Regions from separate parts of the Mus musculus genome. Here regions 2, 3, 4, 5 and 6 are each linked to region 1. Evidence: chromatin loops called from intact Hi-C (ENCODE). Cell type or tissue: left cerebral cortex. All regions are shown on one strand.

What was found. Hi-C counts contacts between places; a loop is a spot of excess contacts. Peaks named below come from ENCODE experiments on the same cell type or tissue, not always from the same donor. Only the 100,000 strongest peaks of a DNase experiment are listed, where the experiment ranks them.
Region 2: it touches region 1 in a loop (5-fold over the local background); 29 of 42 quality-filtered maps call a loop at or near these places.
Region 3: a loop joins it to region 1, with 3 times the contacts of the local background. A loop is called at or near these places in 2 of 42 quality-filtered maps.
Region 4: it touches region 1 in a loop (2.9-fold over the local background); 5 of 42 quality-filtered maps call a loop at or near these places.
Region 5: a loop joins it to region 1, with 8 times the contacts of the local background. A loop is called at or near these places in 13 of 42 quality-filtered maps.
Region 6: it touches region 1 in a loop (6-fold over the local background); 16 of 42 quality-filtered maps call a loop at or near these places.

Annotation. Positions count from the first base shown.
Region 1 is chr7:134,221,599-134,225,598 of GRCm38, reverse strand. Adam12 (a disintegrin and metallopeptidase domain 12 (meltrin alpha)) reads left to right here and starts at 502. Exons shown (of 23, transcript NM_007400.2): 1 at 502-812. The coding sequence starts at 722. In left cerebral cortex, a CTCF peak has its summit at 1,642; DNase peaks (open chromatin) are centred at 436 and 1,630; H3K4me3 peaks cover 1,627 bases; H3K27ac peaks cover 256 bases.
Region 2 is chr7:133,854,152-133,858,151 of GRCm38, reverse strand. The region is part of intron 2 of Fank1 (fibronectin type 3 and ankyrin repeat domains 1); the gene reads right to left. Among named protein-coding and RNA genes, the nearest start is that of Gm51500, 78 kb to the left of the region's middle. In left cerebral cortex, a CTCF peak has its summit at 1,631 (motif pointing left); a DNase peak (open chromatin) is centred at 1,641.
Region 3 is chr7:133,804,111-133,808,110 of GRCm38, reverse strand. The region is part of intron 1 of Fank1 (fibronectin type 3 and ankyrin repeat domains 1); the gene reads right to left. Among named protein-coding and RNA genes, the nearest start is that of Fank1, 29 kb to the right of the region's middle. In left cerebral cortex, a CTCF peak has its summit at 2,298 (motif pointing left); a DNase peak (open chromatin) is centred at 2,294.
Region 4 is chr7:134,024,032-134,028,031 of GRCm38, reverse strand. The region is part of intron 3 of Adam12 (a disintegrin and metallopeptidase domain 12 (meltrin alpha)); the gene reads left to right. Gm39103 (a long non-coding RNA gene) reads right to left here. Exons shown (of 3, transcript XR_870012.2): 2 at 1,720-1,869. Among named protein-coding and RNA genes, the nearest start is that of Gm39103, 3.3 kb to the right of the region's middle. In left cerebral cortex, no CTCF peak of the experiment used is centred here; DNase peaks (open chromatin) are centred at 1,203 and 1,607.
Region 5 is chr7:134,347,494-134,351,493 of GRCm38, reverse strand. It overlaps D7Ertd443e (DNA segment, Chr 7, ERATO Doi 443, expressed), which reads left to right. Exons shown (of 9, transcript NM_001199941.1): 3 at 1,666-2,782. Among named protein-coding and RNA genes, the nearest start is that of D7Ertd443e, 15 kb to the left of the region's middle. In left cerebral cortex, a CTCF peak has its summit at 2,457; DNase peaks (open chromatin) are centred at 2,450 and 3,011.
Region 6 is chr7:133,957,232-133,961,231 of GRCm38, reverse strand. Adam12 (a disintegrin and metallopeptidase domain 12 (meltrin alpha)) reads left to right here. Exons shown (of 23, transcript NM_007400.2): 11 at 1-148. Among named protein-coding and RNA genes, the nearest start is that of Gm51500, 25 kb to the right of the region's middle. In left cerebral cortex, a CTCF peak has its summit at 1,848; DNase peaks (open chromatin) are centred at 1,586 and 1,785.

The DNA.
Region 1 (4,000 bases):
AGGCTGCCTGGCTGTGCACCATATACCAGACCTGTTCCTCGCGTCCCGCCGGTTCCCAGCTAGCCAGCAGCTAGCAGCCCAGTCATCCTTTCCAGCCTCAGTCTGGAAAGCTGGACCCCGGCGCCGCGTGTGCTCTTGGCTGCCGGCGCCCCGGGCCCCGCGGCCACATCATCCTGAGGCTGGGAAGTGTGCGTTCTCGCGCCTTTGCGCCACACAGCTGGTCTACGCGGCGGCTCGCACAAGGGGTCTGAGGGTATCCTGCATCCAGCCACCCCCGGGAGTGGATAGGACCCAGGCTGTCGGGGACCCCGGAGCGGTCTCTAGGACCCGCGGGACGCCGCAGGAAGGCGGGGTGCGGGGGAGACGCTAATTTGTTCCGTGGTAATGAGAACGGCGACTGCTGGCCGCGGATCCATTGCACAGGCCCGCCCTCAGATCGCTGGTCCCCGGCGCCAACTCGGACAGGCTGCTCATTTATTGCAACGGTCAAGGGCGGCTCGTGCCAGAGTAGCGCGCGCGCGCACGCACACACACGGGGAGGGGAGAAAGTTTTTTTTTGAAAAAATGAAAGGCTAGACTCGCTGCTCAGCGACCCGGGCGCTGCGCGAGGGGGTCGCGGCAGACTCAGGGCAGTAGGACTTCCCCCAGCTCGGCGCCCGCGTGGGATGCTGCAGCGCTGGCCGCGGGGCCCCCGAAGCAGCTGCACGCCAGGCCGGCGACAATGGCAGAGCGCCCGGCGCGGCGCGCGCCCCCCGCCCGCGCCCTCCTGCTGGCCCTGGCTGGGGCCCTGCTGGCGCCCCGTGCAGCCCGAGGTAAGTCACCCGCACAGGCGGCTGCCTGCGCGTCCTCTCCCCGCCACCTCGCTACAAGTCAGGGTCTCCGCGAGTGCCACAGCCACAGGGAGAGCAAACGCACCCAGGGCGCATCTGAGGACCCCCCTGGCTCGCGCTCCCAGAGCCTTGACACTGGTCCCCCGCCAGGTGCTCACTCCGGGGGTTGGGTTGGGGTGGCACGGGAGAAGAAGACGCTTTGCTTGGGGGCCTTGAGGCAGCTAATGTCTGAATGAAATGTCTTGGAGTGACATTTGCTCCTAAGGCTCACAGTGTCTTGACAGTTACACGTGTCTCCTGGGAGGGTGTGCGTGGGGTCGTTTTCCTGATCCAGTGGGGTAGTGAGTTCCTTCACCCAGCTTCGGAGTCAACTCCCCACGAGGTTTCCTTTCCACCCCCGCTCTGACACAGCTGGGGGATGCAGAGGACGCCCCCCGCGGCCTCCCATCACAGGTGTACCTGCAGCGCTCTTTACTTTTTTTTGTTTCAATTGACTTCGTGGCCCTTAGCGATTTCTGGCTTCACTCGCTAATTGTCAGTAAGGATCAAACTTTAACAGAACTCATTCCCCTTTCTTGCTCATCCTTGGTAAGTAAGGGCTTACACCAAGACCTCGTGTAGCGCGAGTACCCACTCCAGAGTTAAACAAAAGTGCATACATTAAAGGAGTTTTTATAGACTTGTATTTTCCTGAGTTGAATCTTCTTAAAGCCCGGGCACCTGTGGATCCTGTTTGTATAATGAGAACTCACAGCAGGTGCCTTTTTAAAATTCGGGAGCTTCCCTAGTCACCCTTGCTGCCGGCCCCTTTTGCCGCTAGGGGCGCTGTTCACCAATGAATGATTCACCTTGGCCTCCAACTCTTATTTCTGTGATTCTAGGTATCAGGCATTTAGCTAGCCCCCCATCATCAACTGTTTCCAACACGAAACATTTCATTTCTCAACTGTCACTGTTATCCTCGACCCCCAGCCTGTCTACCATAATGTAACCAAATTCTAGCTCCCATAAATACCTACACAGCAATAAAGACCAACTTGGCGAATTGGTGATTAAATTAAACAATTGTACATATCAACCATCAGCGAAAAGGGCAACAACGCTGACGACTATTTAGAAAACTCTGGGACCTGCAGGTGAAAACCGCAGTCAAAGGTGTTTTTGAGAGGGTTTGGTACAAACGGTTTCCTTTGAAGGTTGAACAGCAAATGTACTTAGAAACATGTAAACTCAGTTTCAAAGTATGTCTGAATTGGCCTTGAACTTGGCATGTGCTCCACACACACAAACAGAAGTCCAAGCACAGCTGATATTTTTTAGAGGCAAATGTTTATTAAATAAAGCTAATAGTGGGGAGTTATTTCATCGGGAGGGAGGCTGCAGCCTCGGCAGACAGAGCCTTGCCTCAGGATGGGGCAGACATCTTCAGCCCAGCAGTAGGGCCAACACACTTGCAATGGTTTAAGGACTGTGGTTTAATATTCCAAGTTCATGGTGTGTTTACACTTAAGAGTCTCAGAATCAACTCTCAGTCCGTTCCCCAAGTCCTGTCGTTGAGGATGTTTGAAAATGCAAACACATGAAGCATTTATTCATGTTGGCAGACGAAAGGAATCATTACTTGTCGAGGGCTGAGCATATCCTGAGTTTGACCGTAGCCTCGTTCATTACCCCGAGCTCCAGCGCAGCTAAGCACAAACACATCCAAAACAGAGTCCCGGATCCCAACTACCGCACTCACAGCAGTCTTCCCTGCTGCAGGGATGATGTCTGATGCTTCCTCCGGATGCCTCATGCTGACACTTCATCCCTGAGGCTCCCGTGTATTCCCATCTCCCTAGCTCCTTCTGCTTTAGTGCATATTCCCATCCAGGCTGCCATCCACACATCCCTCTGCAGAAGTTCACTTGTGTCCCGGGAGCTCTTGAGCTGTACACTTGATGTTCCTCTCATCTTCCCATGGGTGTTCTTTCTAACACTGTAGCCAGTGTTGTTACAGTCCATCCTCAGTCAGACCCTGGGAGTTGCCTTTCTCAGAACTCTCCGGTTACTTTTGTGTTCATGTATGTGTGTGAGAGTTTATGGGTGTGGGGATGCATGTAGAGGACAGGTGACAATCAACCTCCAGTGTCATTTCTTAGCTACCATCCTCCTTTTATGAGCAATGTCTATCACTGGTTGGAATGTATCAAGTAGGTGTGACTGGCTGGCTGGTAAGCCCTAGGGATCTTACCTACCAATCTCTCCTGCCTTGTAGCCATGGGATTGCGAGTGTGTACCACCAAACCTGACTTTTTGCATGAGTCCTGGGAATTGAACTCAGGTCCTCATGGTTCCACAGTGAGCAATTTCTAGATTGAGCTATCTCTCTGACCCCTCAAACTGGTTCTTCTATAGGAATATGATTCACCGATTGCTTCAAGGCTGTCTTTAATCAAGGGCCTGGAAAGTTTTCTCACATCCTTAATTCTTTTTTAAGCAAATACCTTTTTCTTCCTTCTTTTGTTTTTGTGTTTTTGCAATGTACACATTACAGAAACTTCTGAGGTCTCTATCTGGGTGATACACATTTTGAAAAGTATCTTATATGCATGGGTATTTTGCTTGCGTGTGTGTCTATCCTACAAGCCTGAATGCCTGTGTAGGCCAGAAGAGGGAACAAGCTCTTCTGAAACTAGATTCTCCAGATGGTTGTGAGTAGTCCTTTAGGTGCTGGATACTGAACCTGAATCTACTGAAAGAGCAGTGAGTGAGTACTCTTAACCCCTGAGCTATCTCTCCAGCCCAAGATGGATAACTTGTGAATGTATGAAGTCTGCTTTTAGTTGCAATTAACAGGAGACACAAGTGTGGCAGGGTTTTTCTTGTCATTGTCTTTGTTTTGTTTTTGTTTTTTCGACATGGAAAGCCACTATGAAGTGAACTATGTAGGAATGATTTCACAGGCGTTGCAGGCCAGTGATATAGTCTGGAACACTGCACATCCTCTGTACATCCCAGTCAGAACACGGTACATACTCAGCATCGGCCATTCTTAGACGCTAATGTCCACTCTTTCCTTGTGGCCTTGTTGTCTCATGCTGGCTGCTGCAACCCTTATTCTCATACCTGCATTCTAGGCAGAAAGAGCAGAAAAGGCAAAGGCTGAAGCATCTACAATTCCCTCTTTT
Region 2 (4,000 bases), 370 kb after region 1:
TAGTACACTGGCAAACTTTAAGGTGTTCTGCTTTGGTTTTTGAGGTGAAGCCTTGGAAATCTGTCTAGGCTAGTCCCCATCTCCTGGCCTCAAGTGACCTCCTCTGTCTTGGCCTCCCAAGTACCTGGGATTACAGGCCTGAACCGGGATCCACTTGCAAATGCTTTAAATCTTTCACTAAAAGCATCCTGTGTCCAAACAGTTCACACACTCCTCCTCTGTCTCCCCCCTCAATTATGGCACAAGCTTCCTGATTAATCCTCTCTGCTGCCTACTGCCCCTCCTCCCACAGCCTCATCTCAGGCAGCCACAGTGGCCCTCATAGACCATGTAGACCCTGCCTCTTCTGGACGAACAACTTCACTTGCTCCCCCCAACCTCTTTCTAGTAAAAGCCAGTGCTCTCTGGATAAGTCACAGCCACACCTTTACCTCTTGCTACCTTGTCGACCTCATCAACACCCCCACCTGCTCACACCTCTTCTCCACATTCCTCCATGAGCTTTCCTGTTTGACACTGCTTTGGCCTGGAAAGTCCCCTTCAGTACCCCACACTTGCTTCAGGCCCTTAATCCTGGTCCCAGACCCCTAACCTGCCCCATTCTTTCTTCTTTAGGACCTAGCACCCCTGACACACTATACATTTTTACTTGCATGTCTCATTTAGCAGGTGTTTTTCTCAACATGAGGAATTCCTATCTGACTCCAGTGCCATATTTCTGGCTTTTGGGACACTGTTTGCAATGTCATGTGCACTCAGTAATACATGACATGACGTGAATAAAAAGCACAAGAGGGTGACAACTGTCACAGCAAGGAAGGGCAACAGTAAGACAGCAAGACAGTTGATGCAGAATATTACTCTGGCAGGACAAGGGCACAGAGAACAAGAAACACACAGAGAGGATGCCAAGGCATATTCAAAAGACAGGAAGTGCCTACATCAGAGACAGTTTGTGCTCAGAAAGAAGAGGTAATCAAGCAGGTGTGGACAAGCTGCACACACACACACATGCACCATGTATATCACACAAAGAAACAGACAACACAAATATGTGCATACATGCACATGAGTGCACACACACATACACACGGACAGCTTTAAAAGGGAACAACCTTCACAGTGGAACATGATTAAACAATACCCTAAGGAGTCAGACTGTATGGCAGCCTTCACCTTCCATGTAGAGAAGACCCACTTGAGATGATATGACAAATGAGAGTGAAAAAAACAAACAACAAGTCAACCTTCAGGTTAGAAAGAAGAGACAACGAGCAAAAAGACTCATCTCACTGGCAAATTCTGGGTAGTTCAGGGCGTGGGACACACAGGAACCAGACAGAAATAGAACAGAATACCCTGGCCTCAGGAAGGGGAGCAGAGGGGGAACCCACAAAACTAGGTAACTGTACTTCTGAGAAGTATAAGGGAAACCCAAGCCAAAGATCACTCCAGTGATACAGACTACAAAGTGCTGATGGACCAGAGCCAAACTGCCAGGGCATGAGGAAGCCCCAGTACCACCAGCCCAGCATGCAGTAGATAACCATCCTAGTAAAGAAGGCATTTGCCTTAATGATCTAATGAGGTGGAAGATGAATGAGGTTGAGGCTGCTGCAGTCCAAGCCTGCCACCTAGTGGTCAGATACATGCACACACTTTTCCAAGGGATAAAACCTTTCACTAAAAGGCCCTTGGAGCCAGGGTGTGCAGATGATGCCACCAGCTCTGGATGGCAGACCGCTATCCCAGACTGTTCTCTGGCCAGACCACAGCCAGGCTTCTGGGGCCAACTGAATGACGCAGACACTGTATCAGCTGGAGGCTGGTGCACGTGGCTGGTATCTGTCTAGATGAACCCTGGGCACTTGGTATCAAAGAAAGAAACAAGGAGAGAGAGGGAGAAGAAGGAGAAAAAGAAGAAGAAGAAGAACAACAACAACAACAACAACGAGGAGGAGGAGGAGGAGGAGGAGGAGGAGGAGGAGGAGGAGGAAGAAGAAGAAGAAGAAGAAGAAGAAGAAGAAGAAGAAGAAGAAGAAGAAGAAGAAGAAGGAAGAACAAGAAGAACAAGAACAAGAAGAAGAGAGAGAGAGGGAGAGAGAGAAGGAGAGAGAGGAGAGGGGAAGCAGAAGAGAGAGAGAGAGAAGAGAGGGGAGGCAGAGGGAGAAAGAATAGAGGAAGGAAAGAAAAAAGGAAGGAAAAGGGCAGGCCAAGAAGCAGCAGAAGCACATAGCCAGGACAGTTCCCCCATGCTCTGGCCAAGTCAGACAAGCAGAAGGCTGTCTTTTTCTCCCTCCATTAAAAAATACTTAAATATAATTAAAGATGAGAAGGATGGTTCAGTGGGTAAAAAGAGCATCAGGGCCTGAGTTCAGATCCTGGAGAGATGGCTCAGCGGTTAGGAGCACTGACAGCGGGTGGGAGTGGGTGGGTGGTTGGGGGAACACCCTCATAGAAGCAGGGAGAGGGGGGATAGGACAGGGGGCTTGGGGGAGGGGACCGGGGAAGGGGACAACATTTGAAATGTAAATAAAGAAAATATCCAATAAAAAAAATAAAAAAAAAGAGCACTAACTGCTCTTCCAGAGGTCCTAAGTTCAATTCCCAGCAACCATATGGTGGCTCACCACCACCTGTAATGGGCATCTGGTGCCATCTTCTGCTGTATCTGAAGAAGCGACAGTATACCCACATACATGAAATAAATAAATCTTTTTTTAAAAAAAGAAAGAAAGCTGGCTGTGATCCCACACACTTGCAACGCCAGCACTGGAGTGGGGAGAGATAGGAGGAGAGTTGGGGTTTGCTGTCCAGTCAATTTAGCAGGTGGTCATTGCCAGAGGGCAAGCTGGGTGTTAATGAAAGAACTTGTTTCAGTGGAATAGGGGCTAAATGAAAAAGCAGGGCACTCAACACACTCCTCTGGCCCCCATGGGTACCTATCCCTGCACATGCACATATACATGCACACACACATATGCACACACACAATACATTTTATATTATGTATATATGTGTTTAGAAGGAAATCACCTTCATAATAGAACATGTGACATGATTAAAGAAAATCTTGGGGATTTGATGGCTAATTTTTTTGTTTTTGTTTTTGTCAATTTTGATGTAAGCTAAAGTCATTTGGGAAGAGGGAACCTCAGTTGAGAACATGTTTGACCAGATATACCTATGGGAAAGTCTATAGGGCATTTTCTTGATTAATGATTGATATGGAAGAGCCCATGCCCATTGTGGGCGGTGCCAGTCCTGGGCAGGGGGTCCTGGAGTGTAAGAAACCAAGCTAAGCAAAGCATGGGGAGCAAGCCTGTAAGCAGCACTCCTCCATGACCTCTGCAACAGTTCCTGCCTCAGGTTCCTGCTCTGACTCCCCACCCCCACCCCCGCCCCCACCCCTGCCCCCGCCCCCACCCGTGATGGACTGTGGTGTGGAACTGTAAGCTGAAATAAACCTTTTCTCCACAAGTTGCTTTTGGTCATAGAAACCTAACTGAGTCAGGGATTCAAGGTCCAAAATTATTTTCATATGGTAACTATATTTCAGTTAATACTATTTTCATTTGAATACAGAGAAATGCTTCTCAAACATCAGGATATTATCGCTTAGCTAACAATTAAAGAGTGGGGTGCAGGGGAAAAAAAGACACTGGAGAGGGGAAAAGGGGACAGTGTGACATGAGATCAGACACACATCATCACCATCCAGGCTGTCCCACATCAGCACTTGGGTAGAATGCCTCTAGAGGAAAGGACAGACAAGTAGCTGACTAAACATTCTATGACCACATCATTGCCAGTCTTCTGTGTCCCAGGGCACCAGGGAAAGGTTGCGGGGTGGGGGGTGGGGGGCGGTGAGGCCTATGGGCTCTTCTGTGCTAAGCCTTGTAGAACCTACAATCAAGGTTAAGCGAGACCACACTTGCCTTTCTCTGGTATTTCTAAGTGTCAGGAAGAAGTGACTTTTGCAAAGAGCTGAGCGGCCAAA
Region 3 (4,000 bases), 420 kb after region 1:
CAGTTTTGAACAACTCTTTGGAACTATCTAACCACAGATAGCTACATACAAACTGCATCCATCCATAATTACACTTTTAGGAACTTATTCAGTGGGAATGTGTACTAAGAGACATTACTGGAAGGCTCATGAAAGTTGTATTCATCAGAGGCCCACACTGTAAACTACTGAGATGTGCACGGACACCCACATCCTGGTCTGTTCTCACAATGGAATTAGCATGGAGAGAGAAGAATCTTCAGCTATTCACAATGGCAGAGATGGATTGCCTAACATCAGTGCTGGGGAGAAACCACATGTGAACAAGAAGGTGTCACACTGATCTGCTTACAAAACAGTCAGAACCAGGCAGCCTAATACACACTGTTGGAAGTGATCACTAGTTATTCTTGCTGGGTGGAGGTGGGCTCTGGAGTGAACCTGAGGTGGCGTCTGAGGTTAATCTGAATTTGGAGCAGATAGGCAGGTTGATTTGTAAAAATTCTTCAGGCCACATAAAATATGCACATTTTCCTATGTGTATAGTTTACTTCTTTAAAAAGCATGCTCTAAATTTCAGTTATGGAAAAAAAAAAAGGTCAAAATCACTCAATTCAACTAATACCTAAAGGCAAATGGACAGACAATCATGGAATCCAGGGTGACTGGTTTTAATTTTTAAATGTTGCTCATAATCACAGCCTTCTGGACTCTGGTGTGTGGACTTCATAATTAGTATGTGCATCTATTCTGAATTTCTATTTATCATACCATAACTGTGTCTCCATGTACTTTATGAAAGGTAAAAGGGATGAGCCAGGAAAATGGTCCTCACGTCCCCAGGGTGTGAAAGCCCCCCTCAAGCCTGCCTCTGACAGAGAGATGCAGAGGCCTCATGAACTGCGCAGATGCAGACCTGTGATGAGAAATGCTGTGAGAAAATTATGTAAGAAGTCAAACAACTTCAGACAGAAGAAAGGAAGTTTACTAACTAGGCTACTGGGAAAACAAAAACACCTTCCTGCCCGAATCACAGAAGTTATTGCTAAAGTGTTACACAAAACTCCATATGACAGGCAGCCAAAATACGTGTGAGAAAAAAAAAGTTAAAATGTATTAGACTGCCAGAAAATACTATTTTATTTTGTGACACTTGTGGTATTTGTTGGTTTTATATTCTTAATTAGTTATACTTTTTGTCATTATTGATAAAATTCACTATCATAATCAATTTTGTGTTTGCAGTTTACACTTGAAAAAAGCAAAAGAATTGCTTCAAAGAACGCAAACTTTTGTCTTGCTCCTGAAAAGGATTTAAGTTCATTTAAATCTTTGATCTTCTTTAGTGTGTTAAATACAATATGACAGGGTGTGCTCCCTATAGGGAGATGTATAAGTGCTATACACCAGAAAGTTACCTTAAGGACATCCATTGGCTTTTATCCCTTCTTCTGGTGGGCATCAAGGGATGTTGGGCTCAGTGCTGAGCAGTGGTGACCGTGTGATCACAGACGTGGCGCCCAGACTTTCATGAAGCTATAGCTCCATGAGGCAAAGTTGTGAATCTAACAAGCACCCAGCACACACACAACAAACCACAGTCACACAGCCAAGGAAGAGGGCTGTACTGCCGGGGAACCCAGGGTGCCTCTCTGCAAAGGAGAAATGACCTGCACTTGGGTGTCTGCTGATGTAGATATCTCAAACAAGCAAGCAAACAAAAACAAACAAACAAACAAAAAAGCAAAACCAGGAGGAAAGCTCTGCCACATCCCCAGGGATGATGCAGAGTCCAGGGATGAAGACAGCTGTGTCTGAACCCAGCTAGACTCCAACTCTGAGCACTCCTAGAGGAGGAGCCAAAGCCGTGCCAGTGCAGCTAGGCTCAGACAGTGCATCTGCCTGTAAGGAGCCAACTCTTCCAAGCAGCAATAACTAGCCATTCCAACAACAAATCGTTGATGCCGGCGAGTGGGAGTGTAAATTGTGAAGACAGACTGAGATGGAGCCCTGGCAAGTCCCATCCTAGCTACCTTTGCAATTTCTCTTCTGTGTTTAGCAAAGAGAGGTTAAGGGTATCTAAGAGGAGGAAGCTGGGTGAGTGAACGATAAAGTATGGGTGCCTGCTCAGAGTTGAGTGCCCAGGCCTGCATAAATAGACCCTTCTCCTGGCCTTCCTCCACCTTTCCCAGTCCTTTCTCTGTTCCTTCCCCCTTGGTCCTGACACATTCTTCACTCTCAGGGATTCTGCCCTGGCTCAGTCCCTAGGACTAGCCAGACATCTTAAGCCTTCACTTGCTTGACCAACACTGCCACCTACTGCCCAAGGCTGGACTCCCTTAGCACCCTGCTCATCCCAGCCCTCGAAACAGGTAGATTCATAACAATGTGTGTCTTGGAATAGATGTATGTATGTTAAACTGCAAGGAAAAGCCACATAACTAAACAACGTACTTTTCAATTACAGGAAGTTTTCCTACTGCAGAAAAGAATCCCCTTAGAGAAGCGACTAACAGACTAAAACTTTAAACACAGCGGGACTTTAACTTTTCAACTGTAGCTCATCCTATTAACATTAACTATCTGACTTTTCCCTCAGATTATAAGCATGTCTGGAGGAGGGCCTGTGCTTTATCATGCTTGCTTATTTCTAGAACCAAACAAAATCCAGATAAACTAACTAATGGATCAGTGTGGAGAGCCAGAAGCACAGCCATATATATATATATATGGTGTGTGATGTGCAATAAAAAGAAAAGTGAACAACAGTAGTCACTTTAATGAAGGCCACATCAACTCAATGGTACTATTTTTAAATTTTACTTTATATTTAATGCATGTTCCAGATAAACAGTAAAATAACTTGGAGTGTACACACACACACACATACTGCTAACAAAACTTTACTTATTAATCAACTGTGTAAATTCAAACTCTTTTGAAACACAATTTTATGATGTAGCCTGGCTAGCCTGGAACTCACTATGTAGACCAGGTTGGCCTTGAACTTATAGAAAAACCACAGCCCTCTCCCTCTAGAGTGCAGGGATTAAAAGTGTATGTCACCAAAAGAAACCTTAGGAATGAAAATGAAAGCTGGAGAGATGGCTCAGAGGTTAAGTGGCTGCTTTTTTAGAGGACCGGGATTCAGTTCCCAGTAGCCACTTGGAGGCTCACAACAAACTACAACTCCAGTTCCATGGGGGATCTGACGCCCTCTACTGATCTCTACAGGCACTGTACACATATGTTGCACAGACGTACATGCAGGCAAAACATTCATACACATCCATTAAATGCCTTTTTTTTTTTAAGAATGAAAACACAAGCCACCAAGTAGGGGAAAACATAAACAAAAGACTTTGGCTCAGATTATGTTTAAGAAATCTTAGAAAGCAATGATAATCTAACACCAGGCAAGACAATAAAAAAGTTAGACAAGAACCATGAGCAATCCTCTCCCCAAGAAACATAGTCAAGTGACTGGTATTAGAATATATGGAAATGTGTTTGGTCTAATTAGGTGTTAGGAAATTGCAAACACAAGCTGGGCAGTGGTGGCGCACACCGTTAATCCCAGCACTTGGGAGGCAAAGGCAGGTAGATTTCTGAGTTCAAGGCCAGCCTGGTCTATAGAGTGAGTTCCAGGATAGCCAGGGCTACAGAGAAACCCTGTCTTGAAAAAAAAAAGGAAATTGCAAACACTAGGAGATACTGCCTCCTACCCACCACAATGACCAGAGCTTTAAGAAGGTGATACAACAGGAAGAGAGCAGCTGAGACGCCCCTCAGAACTGTTGCAGACACAGAGAACTGAGACACTGTCCTAAGACCAAAGAGCAAGCTTCACAAAACACATCACGCAAGCAAGTCAATGGAAGCACTGGCATGGGGACCAAAAAGCCACGACTGTAGAGAATTGCTTACAACAGACCCAAATGGAATAGCCCAAATGTGGATCAGGCAGGACAAACCACACCACACCGTGGTACGACAGTAAAATGGAGCCTCCAGACACTCA
Region 4 (4,000 bases), 200 kb after region 1:
TACAAGGAAAAGAAATTTGGAGCTGGGAGATAGCTTATTAGGTAAAGTGCTTACTGCATAGCCATAAGGACCTGCTGTATTCAGATCTCCGAGTCCTGAGTAAAAAATGTAATGGTGTGGATCTGTGTATCTGTAGCTCTGGCAGCTGATAAAATGAACCCAGGAGATCATAATCTGTGAACAGTAAATTAGGAAGGAGATTAAGCCTCCTGTTTCCACACACATCTACCCAGGCACATGAGTATACACACACACACACACACACACACACACACACACACTGCCTCTATTTCCAGCTTTTTATAAAGATGTTCCCAGGGTTAGAATGTTAAGTACAGCACACGACTCCAGAGACATCGCAAATAAAAGAAATTACTGTGTGAATCAAATGTGGACCAACTCCCCCTCCCCCCCCTTCCACAGCTTTTAACTGATTTTATGGTTTGAGGCCATGTTGCCTATTGCAGATTTCAATTTCTCACAGCCCTAGAAAACATGGCCATATAGTAAGTTGTCTAACTGACCCCATACAGCCATTAGTATTGGCCTTTTCTACACACAACGAGAGGGCCATAGAACATTCCAGAACACTGTTCTGACTGCACTACTTACGTTCTAGTAGAGAATTAGCTGATAGGATTAGCTACACTTCCATGTTAACCTACAGGACTGGAAGTGAATGCAAACTGGAGGCGCTGGGGGAGGGTGTTCCTTCCATAGCCCATCTAGCAGAGGGAGGCAAGTCAAAGGCCCACTGTGGGAATAATTGATCGTGGGAGCCTTTATCCTGGAAAGAGACCCTACCACGGCCCATTGTTACTGGCCTGGCTTTGGATGGTTCTTCCCCTGGGCTCTAAGCCACATGAGGCCTAAATGCAAAGCTTTGTTCAAGACAGAAAAGAGAAGAAACCGAGAGATTAGCCCAGTCCTTGGAGGTCAATTACAGAAAGGAAGATACACCGGGCTTGAAGATTACAAGTACTCCCTGTAGCTTCTTTAGAGCAAGGAAGACAGAATAGCCCTCCCCAGGAAGACAGAACCCAGCAAGCAGACCTCAGGTGGGATTTATTGTTTTGTTCTACAGTTTTATATTTAATATCCTTTTGTTGTCCCGGAGACACGGACTTCCCTTTTGTAAGTTCTCCTGCAGGCAGCGGTGCATGCTGGCTGCTGGCAGACACAGGGGTTTTCCTAGGATGTCCCAACTCAACTGAGCAGGAAAGCGTGTGTGCCCCACTGATGAGAGCTCTGCACACTCAGGTTCATAGTCAGGGGCCCCGTCTCAGGAAGGGAGGAAACCATCTATTCAAACTGCAGAGGCATTTCTTGGTGGCCTCTGCAAGAGCCCATGAGCAGTTCTGTGGGCTGGTTTAGAAATCTCTAGGATGGAACGGGTGGGGGGGGGGTCCTTTTCTGTCTTGTATCACTCCCTGGCAACGATATCATGGAAATTTGCAGAGCAGAACTCACTTTGAGCAAGCAGAAAGGAACAAATTTGATCTAACACACATTCTGTGAGCTTGGTTCAATGTAGGTCAGTGTCTAAGAGAGCCCAGCTGGCCAGCCTGCACGTCTGCCTGGGAGCTGGCTGGCTGGCTTCCGCCTAGGCCAAGAAACTCCCCCTCAGCCCCGAGCACCAATTAATAAAAGATCCTCTTCATGCAGTGCCGGTGAGGAGAGCGGGCTGAACTGCTTCCAGATTACTGGGAAAAAGCTTACCCAATTGGCGGACCTGAGTGCTCTCCAAGGGTAGCTGGTATGTGGAAGGAACACGTATACCAGACACGCTCGTTCTGAAGCTCAAGGCTGTGTATCCAAGGATTAGAAGGTGTTTGAGCTCCACGCCAGCCAGAGTTACATGATGAGACTCTGTCGCCAAACAAACAAACAAAAGAAGTCAGTTTGATGGTTCCTAACAATTTGCTAAATGTTTCATTAATGCTAGCAATTTAGAAACATTTCCTTGAAGATATCTATAAATATATATATATACATACATATATATATACACACACATATATATACACACATATATATCATATATACATACACATATGTTATATATACGTGTGTGTGTGTGTGTGTGTGTGTATAGTTCTGTATGAACTAAATACCAAATGATAGAATTTTTAAGGGTGAGAGTATCTTATCTCCTCAGGATTTTTGTTGATGTTGATAGCTACTGACTTTAGAGTAATGATAACTTCTACTCCTTCCTCAAACCAGGAAAGCAGTAACAATACAATTACTGTTAATATTATCTGTTACTGTATTTGATATATCTTTCTTATTCTTCATTGTTGTGTGTGTGTGTGTGTGTGTGTGTATGGCATTTGTACATGTTTGTATATCTGTACATATAAGCAGATGCTCCTGTATGTGTGTGTACACATGCATATGGAGGCCACATATCAGTGTCTTCCTCTATCAATCTCTGACTCATTTTTAGGACGGCATCCCTCACTGAACCTGGAGCTCACTGGTTGGCTAGGCTGGCTGTTGGTGAGATCTGGGAATCTCCCTGTCTCCTCCCCCAACCCTGCAATGCCATGCCATGATATTCAGCTTTTACAGAGATGCTGGGGACCCAGGTCCTTCCTCATGCCTGTGTGTCAGCCAGCCACGTCCTCTACTGTGTCTTCTTCGCACTTGCTGGCCTTGCACATGAGATCCGCCTCCCCCTCCTCCCCAGGCTATCTTAAAGCCTAGGTCCCCAGCTGCTAGTGAGCATTTGGGAGATTGTGAAGGCTTGAGGAGGTAAGGCCTGGTTGGAGGGAGTAGATAGTTGAAGACAGGTCTCTAGGGGGATGTTGGCTCTGCTCATCCATTCTCCTTTCTCTCTGACATGAAGACTCTCCCCAACCCCACATGCCTAATAACATTGTACCATTTTGTCCAATAAAATGGGCATGTGTCCAGGGAGTAACATACTGAATTAAACATGTAAGGTCTTATCCGACCCAGGTTTGACTACAGAAACTATGAGGTATTCTATAAATACCAGTGCATGAACTCTTCGAAACCATGAGCCAACATAACCCCTACCTCCTTCAGCTGTCTGTGGGGACTTTAGTCACAGCCATGCAGCAGTAACTAACACACAGCTCACTCAACACACATCTACGGAGCACACACTAACTTGGAAGCACTAGTGTAAGAACCGAGGGGAGAGACAGCCTTTGCCCTGATGGGACTGTACACCTCAGACAAACCCCTGAGCAACTAAGGATCACGCAGGGCCCAGAAGATGGGCAAATAGGAGATGCAGGGTGAGAAAGAAGAGGCAGGAAGGTCACTCTGACACAAGAAGAGGACACTTGTGGAGCTAGGGTTACTGAACGGCCATGGAGAGGAAGAAAGAAGTGCACTGCAGATTCAGACAAGGAGGACACAGGCTTTAGGGAACCAAATGGACCCACAAGGCTCAGCAGAGAGAGAAAGCAAAATGGCCTGGCCATCCACAATAGTCTGGCAGAAGCGGTGTGCACTGTATGCAGGAGAATTCCTTTAAAATATCACCATGGCTTCATAAGATGAGGAGAGAGGACCAGAATGGTACCAAAACAAGTGTGGGACTGTGTTAGACTCCTCTAGCACTTAAATGAGAGAAAGAGTGTGCTGGAACAGAAGATGGGGGATGGGGGGGGTACTGAGGAGAGCTACAGGCTAGTGAGCCATAATTACTCCAGTTTTGTTGGGGCTGAACAGATGGCTCAACAGTTAAGAGCAGGTACTGGTCTTACAATAAGACCTGGGTTTGACTCACAGAACACCAAAGTATGCAATTCAGGACAGGCTGTGTTTCCAGCTCTAGAAATTCAGAAATCTAATGCCCTCTTCTGGCCTCAGAGAGAGAGAGAGACAGAGAGAGAGACAGAGACAGAGAGACAGAGACAGAGACAGAGAGGGAGACGGAGAGAGTGTTTTGCATGTACATAATTAAAAATAATAGTTCCCTTTGTAAATGTACAATGTAGCCAAGAGTGTTTTTAAATGTTTT
Region 5 (4,000 bases), 130 kb before region 1:
AGGCATCTTCACTCCATGAGGTTGACCTGAACTGCAGAAAAGCCTTGAATTGGAAGGTGTCAGTGTGGCTTAAAAAGATGTTTGAAGTGTTGTCCTTGTCTAAGAGTTGGAAAGATTTTGTTTTTAAACACTGAAGGAGGTTTAAAATGGACTCCCCATGCCCCACCCCCATCTCTGGTTAGCTTTTGAAATTTGTGACTTCTCACATAAAGAATAAATACATTTGTATGGTAGAGGTAGGCATATCTCTGAGTTCAAGGCCAGACTGGTCTATAGAAGGTGCTGCTTACTGGCTTGCTCCTCATGACATGCTTAGCCTAATTTCTAGTTGCACCTAGGAATCCCAACCTAGGGGTTGTATCTCTCACAGTCGGCAAGGTTCTCCCATATCAATCATCAATCAAGAAAGAGGGTACTATGGACTTGCCTATAGGCCAGTCTTACAGAGGCATTTTTTTTTTTTCAATAGAGAGTCCCTTATCCCAAATGAATCTAGCTTGTGTCATTGCAGGGTTGTATGCAGAGTCACATGTCCAGATAGAGGAGAACACTTAGTTATTTAAATATATGAATATTAAATCTGCCATGAAGGAAACACAAATCCTATACTTGTTCTTACATCTTGAGAAAGGCAAACCCAAGCTTTCTTCCATGGTACCTAGGCCTACCCTTTATAGATGCTTTTTTCTTGAGATGGTAGCAGACCAGCTGTGACTCTGTTCACACTCCCTAAATCACCTCCATCAGGGTTGCTAGTGTATGCATGTGGGCTAACATCTTCAACAGTCCACACTCAGAATTTCAGACCTGTGCTCACAATGTTCTAGGTGATTCTAAGGTACGCTAGGGTTTGAGATCTGCTCTTGAATGCTTGTGCACCCTATCGATGCCTTTTGGCTTCCAAGGCTGTAGTTTCTATCATTATTTCAGAGTCTCTGCAATTTTGTGCACAAGGTCCAGAGGGCTCTGTCACACTAAGTGCTGGGCTGTGGTCACATTGAGTGCTGGCCTGGGGTCAGCCTTCTGCAGTACTCATCACACATACATGAAAACACAAGAAGAGACAGATTATCCTTTTTATTCTTTATCTGGTTAAGCATGGATAAAAAAAAAAAAATCACAGTGCCTTTGCGATCCCGGTCCTGCCAGGGTCTTTCTGGGGCTGAGCTGGATGGCGAGTGTCGATGGCCCAAAAGAAACACAGTGAGCCAGGAATCTTGTCAAAGCAGGAGCTCAACTTTATGGCATCAGCCTCTCACTTATTTAAGTTTGGAGCATAGGAAGGGGGATTTTTTTGGTGGGGTAAGATGATATAGGAGGCGGGGAAGGGTGATGGAGGGTGCAGAGGCAGGGCCAAACAGGTCTTGCTGAGCCACCCTGAAACGGAAGTGACTGAGACCGACCTCAAAACTCAAACCAAGCTCGGGTTTGTCCTCGAGGCTCAAACCAGAACCAAAATGGGGCCCAACGTGCCTTATTCTACACGTAGTGATTTACATAAGGGCTTAAGAACTGCTAATTAGAAAGCATGGAACTCCTTGATCATTTAAACGTGGACCAATGCTCCTCATAGAGTATCCCCATGACCTGTAAGAGTTCACTACCTGCATTCCTATGAACTGCTGGAATAATTGAGGTTTTTTGTTTATTTTTTCTATTTTCTAGGAGACACTGGCATCACAGAACACAAGAATGATATCACCTGTGGTCATTTCCCGGCTGATTGATGAAAAGAAATCTATGGAAAATGGAGCAATATTGCCACAAGCCATTGCTCAGCCTCAGCTGTGTCCCACAAAGCCAGCTTTGGCCAGGCGCGATGGAGTGAGCATGCACAGGCGATTTGCTTTATCTCCAGACAGACTGGGAATTTTGACTCCATCAGATGATCAAGGACTGGAGACAGAACCGCTGTCTACAGGGGACAATCTAGGCAAAGGTTCCCACAGCGGTTTCTCGTCTATCACCATTACTGCCCGACGTGTGGGCCCTCCAGCCAGCAGCTTGGTATGGGACACTTTTAGGGACCCACTGTGTCCCAAGTGCAAAGCCAAGGATGCTCTGTTCCAAGAGCCCCCAGTTCTGGCTGGTGATGCCCATCTCTGTCAGCACAATAGACCCTTCACCTGTACAGAGTCCCCCAGCAATGGCTCCGTAGAGGGGATGAAGGTTTTCCAGGCTCACTCAAGGCTGAGTGCAAGGCAGGACTACTGGGTCACCCACACGAATGACAATGAGGACAGTTTTTCTTCAGACAATTCACCATCGAGAAAAGTCCCACTGGTGTTCAGTTCTTGTGTCCACTTCCGGGTGTCTCAGCAGTGTCCCAATGCCATTTACTATTTGGACAAGTCTCTTTCTGTTCCCCTTGAGCGACCTCAAATTGCTAGCCCCAAAATGCACAGGTCTGTCCTGTCTCTCAGCCTCCGCTGTAGTTCCCACCAGTTAACAGCAGATGGAGTAGACAGCTCAGCTAATGGAGAGCCAATCAGCACAGCTCTATCACAGGAACTCTCGGAGGGAAAGCAGGACCTCCTAGGTCCACAATGGGGCCAGCCACAAGGTGGTCACTGGAAGGAGAGCCCAGCATTGGTGCCAGTACATTTGGGGAGTGGCACATGCCCTCGGACTGGCTCCCCTCCACTGGAAAATGTCAAATTTGCAGACGTGGGAAGGAACCAGGTCCCAGTACGAAAGGAGAAAGAGGACCATGCAACATGTACCAGTAGCAGCCACACCAACCAACTCTCCATCCATATTCCCGGCTGGAGTTACAGGGCTGGTGAGTAGATGTTCACCTCAGAAGGTTATCCAATATCAGTGTCCAGCTAAGGGAGGGCTACTGAATTTCTTCTGTATAGCATCATCCCAGTAGATCGATCACATTGAGCATTTGGTCATCTCTGCTCCAAGTCAGCAGTTCATAAATTAGTGCTGTTGTCTGATTAGACAGATGTTCTCAGATTTGTAGATAACAAGAAACCTTCCATCAAGATCCCTATCCCAACAACAGTGCCAGGCCATACAGGCAACCCATAGCAAGCAGTGGCTTCCACAGCTGAAATAGAGTATGCTCACACCACATTCCAGAACAGGATAAGTAGAATAAAATGACACCCACACCCAGATTTTGTTTTTAACTTCTCAGGGGTCCAATGACTATTGAGAGTTCTAGAATCTGAGGTTTTTGCTTTTTAATCCTATCATTGATAAATGTGTTAGCATCAACATTTAAAAACTACACCTGAGTTGTATAATGGTGTGTGTGTGTGTGTGTGTGTGTGTGTGTGTGTGTGTGTAGGTGTGTAGTAAGTACAGCATGTTTCCTAATTGGGAAGTTGGAATGTTCCTTACCAATCAGCAGCAAAAGGAATCATGTGTCCTGGGTTGTGTCTGGAGCATCCTGGCTGGGCTTTGTTGCTATTTCTGCTATTTCAGGGCCAGACAGAATTTCCCAGGTGGGCTTCTCTGAGACCCTTTGGCTTTCGGGAGAGGAAACGAGTCTGTCTTGGAGGGAAGCAGCCCAGATTTCTCTGTCTCTGTCTCAGTTGTACTTTCTGTGAGACTGACTGGTTTATGAGTCATGGACTTTCCACTTGGGGAAAATATTTGAAAGAAATAATAGTAAAACTAAAAACGCAGCATATGCATAGTAATTTTATAGCATGAATTTCTTATCCATTTAGCATTTATTAATAAAAATGACTGTAAAACACTTAAAAACTATAATGCATGTGGAAGTATTAAATGATGTAATTAATTTTAACAAGTGTAGATATATTGGATGTTCAGAGATCTTTAGCGCCAATTCAATATAGCTTTTGGATTGATTAAACTATTGAAATGCCTGCATCAACACACTCATTGCATGCAGGAAAATGCAAGCAGTTGTTCTCTGTTCCAAAGATAAACGCCACTTTTGTATTTAAGGAAGTGCTCAAGCTGAACGCTTCATCCTTACTGATGATGATTCCAGAAATAGAGAGACTGCACTCTATGG
Region 6 (4,000 bases), 260 kb after region 1:
ACCATTCAGACAGCCCCCTTGGTGCCGCAGTGACCTTGGCACATGAGCTGGGCCACAACTTCGGGATGAACCATGACACACTGGAGAGGGGCTGCAGCTGCAGAATGGCCGCAGAGAAAGGAGGCTGCATCATGAACCCGTCCACGGGGTAAGTACCAGGCTCCAGTGGCCTGAGAGTCGGCTGTACACGTGGTGGATCGTGTGCCGAGAAAGAACTTAGCCAAAGAGGATAACGCTCCCCCCCTGCCCGGTTGTCTGACTAGAGAATCTGCAGAGGTTTCCCGAAAGAAAGCCATGCACAAGTAGCAAGAGTGGACTGTGTGCTCTTGGGAGTCGTGGACAGCCAGCTTCAATGGCACAAGGCATAACGGCTGGCCTCTTCTCTGGGAAGAAGTGAGGATAGATGCTGTTATTTACAAATCACAAATTATCCCACAGTCTCACCACATGTTTCTGATTTGAGCGGAGTTTCAACTGACATTGACCAGAGGAGCCAGGCTTCTGAGGGTCTTGAGAATCCACCCTTCAGAATTGAAATGTGTCCTAGAGGGTCTGCTTCTAGAGCGTGCTAGGGAGGAGGTGCCTTCAATTCTGGTTGGATGGAGATGGGTTACCGTATCCCATGCTAACAGATCACTTCGCCCGTCCTTTGGGACTTGAATGAAATGACTTTCTAGTCCCACTATGGAAGACCTTGAGTGAGGTAGACACAGATGCCCCTGGGAGAGATTCAAAATGCAGATGTCCTCTGACAACTCGGAGAGTCTGTCCCAAACTGGAAAAATCAGTGGCAGGCTGATGTAGGGAAGCTTAGAAAGAAGAAGCCCATGGTGTTTATGGTCCCTTGTCCCCTTATATTAAAATCTGAGAGCCTGTAGTCACCTTTATCATGGAGCTTCCCTAGCCAAGCCTGCTGTATACATTTGTTGAACTTGAGGCAGTAGGAGCAAAAAGTGTTGATGGGATGATCTAACTGGGCTCCAGATAATTGTGCTCTGCGATGCCTTGCTGTCAAGGCAATACCATCCTGGGAGGGAGGACACTCACCTGTGAGCTTTAAAGTTCCAGAAGAGGCGAGGATTGCTGAAGTGTGTAGTCTTGCCTTTGCAAACCACATGGAGAGGGGTTCCTTACCAGTTTGTAAGACACCAATAAAGTCTGGGCTGAACCCCACAGCCCATATTAAAGCATTGCCACCTCATGTCAGCCTCTGCTCTGGTGCCCTGCATCACAGCAAGTCACCACTGCTTCGAGTCACCCTCACTGGCACTCAGACTCTGCAGGGGCCACCTCTCCGGCCATGCTTCTGCTTAAGCGTAATTGGGTGGAGTCACAGAGACCTTGGCTAGTGATGACAGGAACCAAGAATCTGACTGAAAGTGAGAAGAGTTTAAAGCAACACTATCAGGGAGCTGTAAGCATGGCCCACCCTTGGCCCACAGGCTACATGCAACCTAAAATAGAGATGAGTTTGGCTCAACACAGAACCGTACACCCACTCAAAACATGATGAGAAACTTCTTTTTGCAGTTTTATTTTTACAACTCAATGGTGTCGTTCTCAAGTGCGAACTTTACAGATGGCATCGTGTCACAGTGTCAACGGGTTAGGATGTGCCTGCTAGAGACTAATGAGTGTTGCTATCTTAAAGGAAGGCTGGCCACCCTAACACATAATGTTCTCTCTATACAAATCCAAACAGAGGGGAAGAACCAACTGAACAGTTAGGGAAAGGAGCCACCGCTTAGGATGTGAGGTTGGTCTTAAGACCTGCCTGCACCTTCTGCCTCACTATCCGGGAAGCCTGGATAGTGCCAGTTTCCCTGGGTAGCATGCCCCCAAGTGGCTCAGAGTGGGACTAGCAGGAGTTGGCCTGCAGCAGGGTCATCTTTATCTCTTCTCATTCTTGATGAACTCATTCAGAGGACAGATCTCATGCTCTCTGCGTTTCATCCCCCTGATTATCCCACAGGCACTAATACATCCACCCACCCACCTCCAGAAAAGGTCCCCACTGGCCAACCGACTGTGTTGCCAGCTGACATTGCACTAGCCTTTTAACTTTTGATAAGAGGAAATGTAAGAGGAGAGTCCAGCTAGAGCTCTCTGGGTTGATTGAATGAATCATGCCATTCCAGTTCTAACCTGCTTGTTCGAATGACCCGATTGTTCTCATGCCCACAGGCCAAGGAGCAGGCCCTGGGCCTTTCTGAGCCTTGTTAAGCAAAATACCTAAGTCCATCTGTATGTCTTTTCTGCCTCCCAGCCAGCCACCCACTTATCATCTTGAATAGAAAGCACTGTTTGAGGAAGACCCTACAGCCCTAAAGATTATAGACATCTGCAGGCATGCTCTCTAGCACTCTTGGGGTCTTGTGTGAGGTCTTTCTTGCTGGCAGGTGTCCACAGCAGTGCTGAACCATGCTGGCCAAAATTACCCTAGAGCTATCTGAACACCTCAGGTAGAAATGGCATTGTTAAGAGCTCAGCAAAACATTTTGAAGTCTACACACACACACACACACACACACACACACACACACACACACACATATACACACATACACACATACACACACATACACACATACACACATACACACACATACACACATACACACATACACACATACACACACATACACACATACACACATACACACACATACACACATACACACATACACACATACACACACATACACACATACACACATACACACATACACACATACACACATACACACACATACACACATACACACATACACACACATACACACATACACACATACACACATACACACACATACACACACACACACACACACACACACACACACACACACACACCAGGGGCTTGCTAATAGCCTTTATTTGATTTATTCCTTATTAGCAATGTCAGAGTTTTCTCTTTTGCTGAGCTTGTGTTTTTGGGTAAATCTTTTTCTATTTGGTTCCCATTTATGATGATCCCACATCCTTGCCCAGAGAATGGTGTTCTTAATTTTCTCAGATGGAGAGCAACTTCCTAAGCAAGTGGATGAATTAATCACAAAAGCCCATAGTGAGGGGGAGAGCCAAGAGGCCCAGACAATCCCCCGTCATCCATCACCTAGGGTGGAATTTCCCAGGCTGATCCAGCATTATCTCATAGTGGTAGTTCCCTTGCCTCATGGGGTCCCTGGGAGAGAAGGGGGGTGGATTGAATGAGATCATGCGCCTCTGTAAATTATAAATCACTCTCCAAAGACAAAGGAGTATTAGTGTCATTTAGTTCACAGAGACAGCAAGCACAGAAGTTGGATCTTTTTCAGAATTCCCATTGCTCAGTGGGTAGGACCTCTGGTTGCTGTGGCTGATTTTAAACTGATCCAAATACCAGTCTTCCTCTTGACTTTTTCCTCCCTGCTGATTGACCTATGGATGGCTAGTGTTTAAAATGCTGGCTAATTGAAGTCTGAGCCTGAAGGAGACCCAGAAAGAGTGAGATTAATATCAGATTTGATAGTAAGGGCTCAGAATCTAAAAGAAACAAAAATACCAGAAATGGACTAAAGGGTATATCCTGTAGAGAACCTGGTTTTCCCTTAACATAGTATTCCTGTATCCTAACTCTAAAATCATGGTCCAACCCTCACCTGTGACAAATGGAACTGGAAGGCCTGTAAATACAAGCATGGAGCCGAGTCCTGTGCAGAACAGAGTGCCTGACTTCCTTGCACACAGCAGCACTGGCTAGAGGGCGTTTCCCTAAGGCTTGTCTTATTAATTACCAGGAGGCCATGAATGAGTGTGTTTTATGTCTTGAGACTAAGTACTTAAGACCTGCCTTGGATATTACTCTTTGACGTGTGTGGTGTCTAGAGGTATGTGTGGGAGTCAAACTCAGCAGTGTCCATCTGTGAAGGAGCTCCTTGAGGTTCTTGGTCTTTCTAAGGTGGGTGGAATCACCTCGAATGTATTGATAGCAATAAGGATAGAGGGGTACTGAGAACAT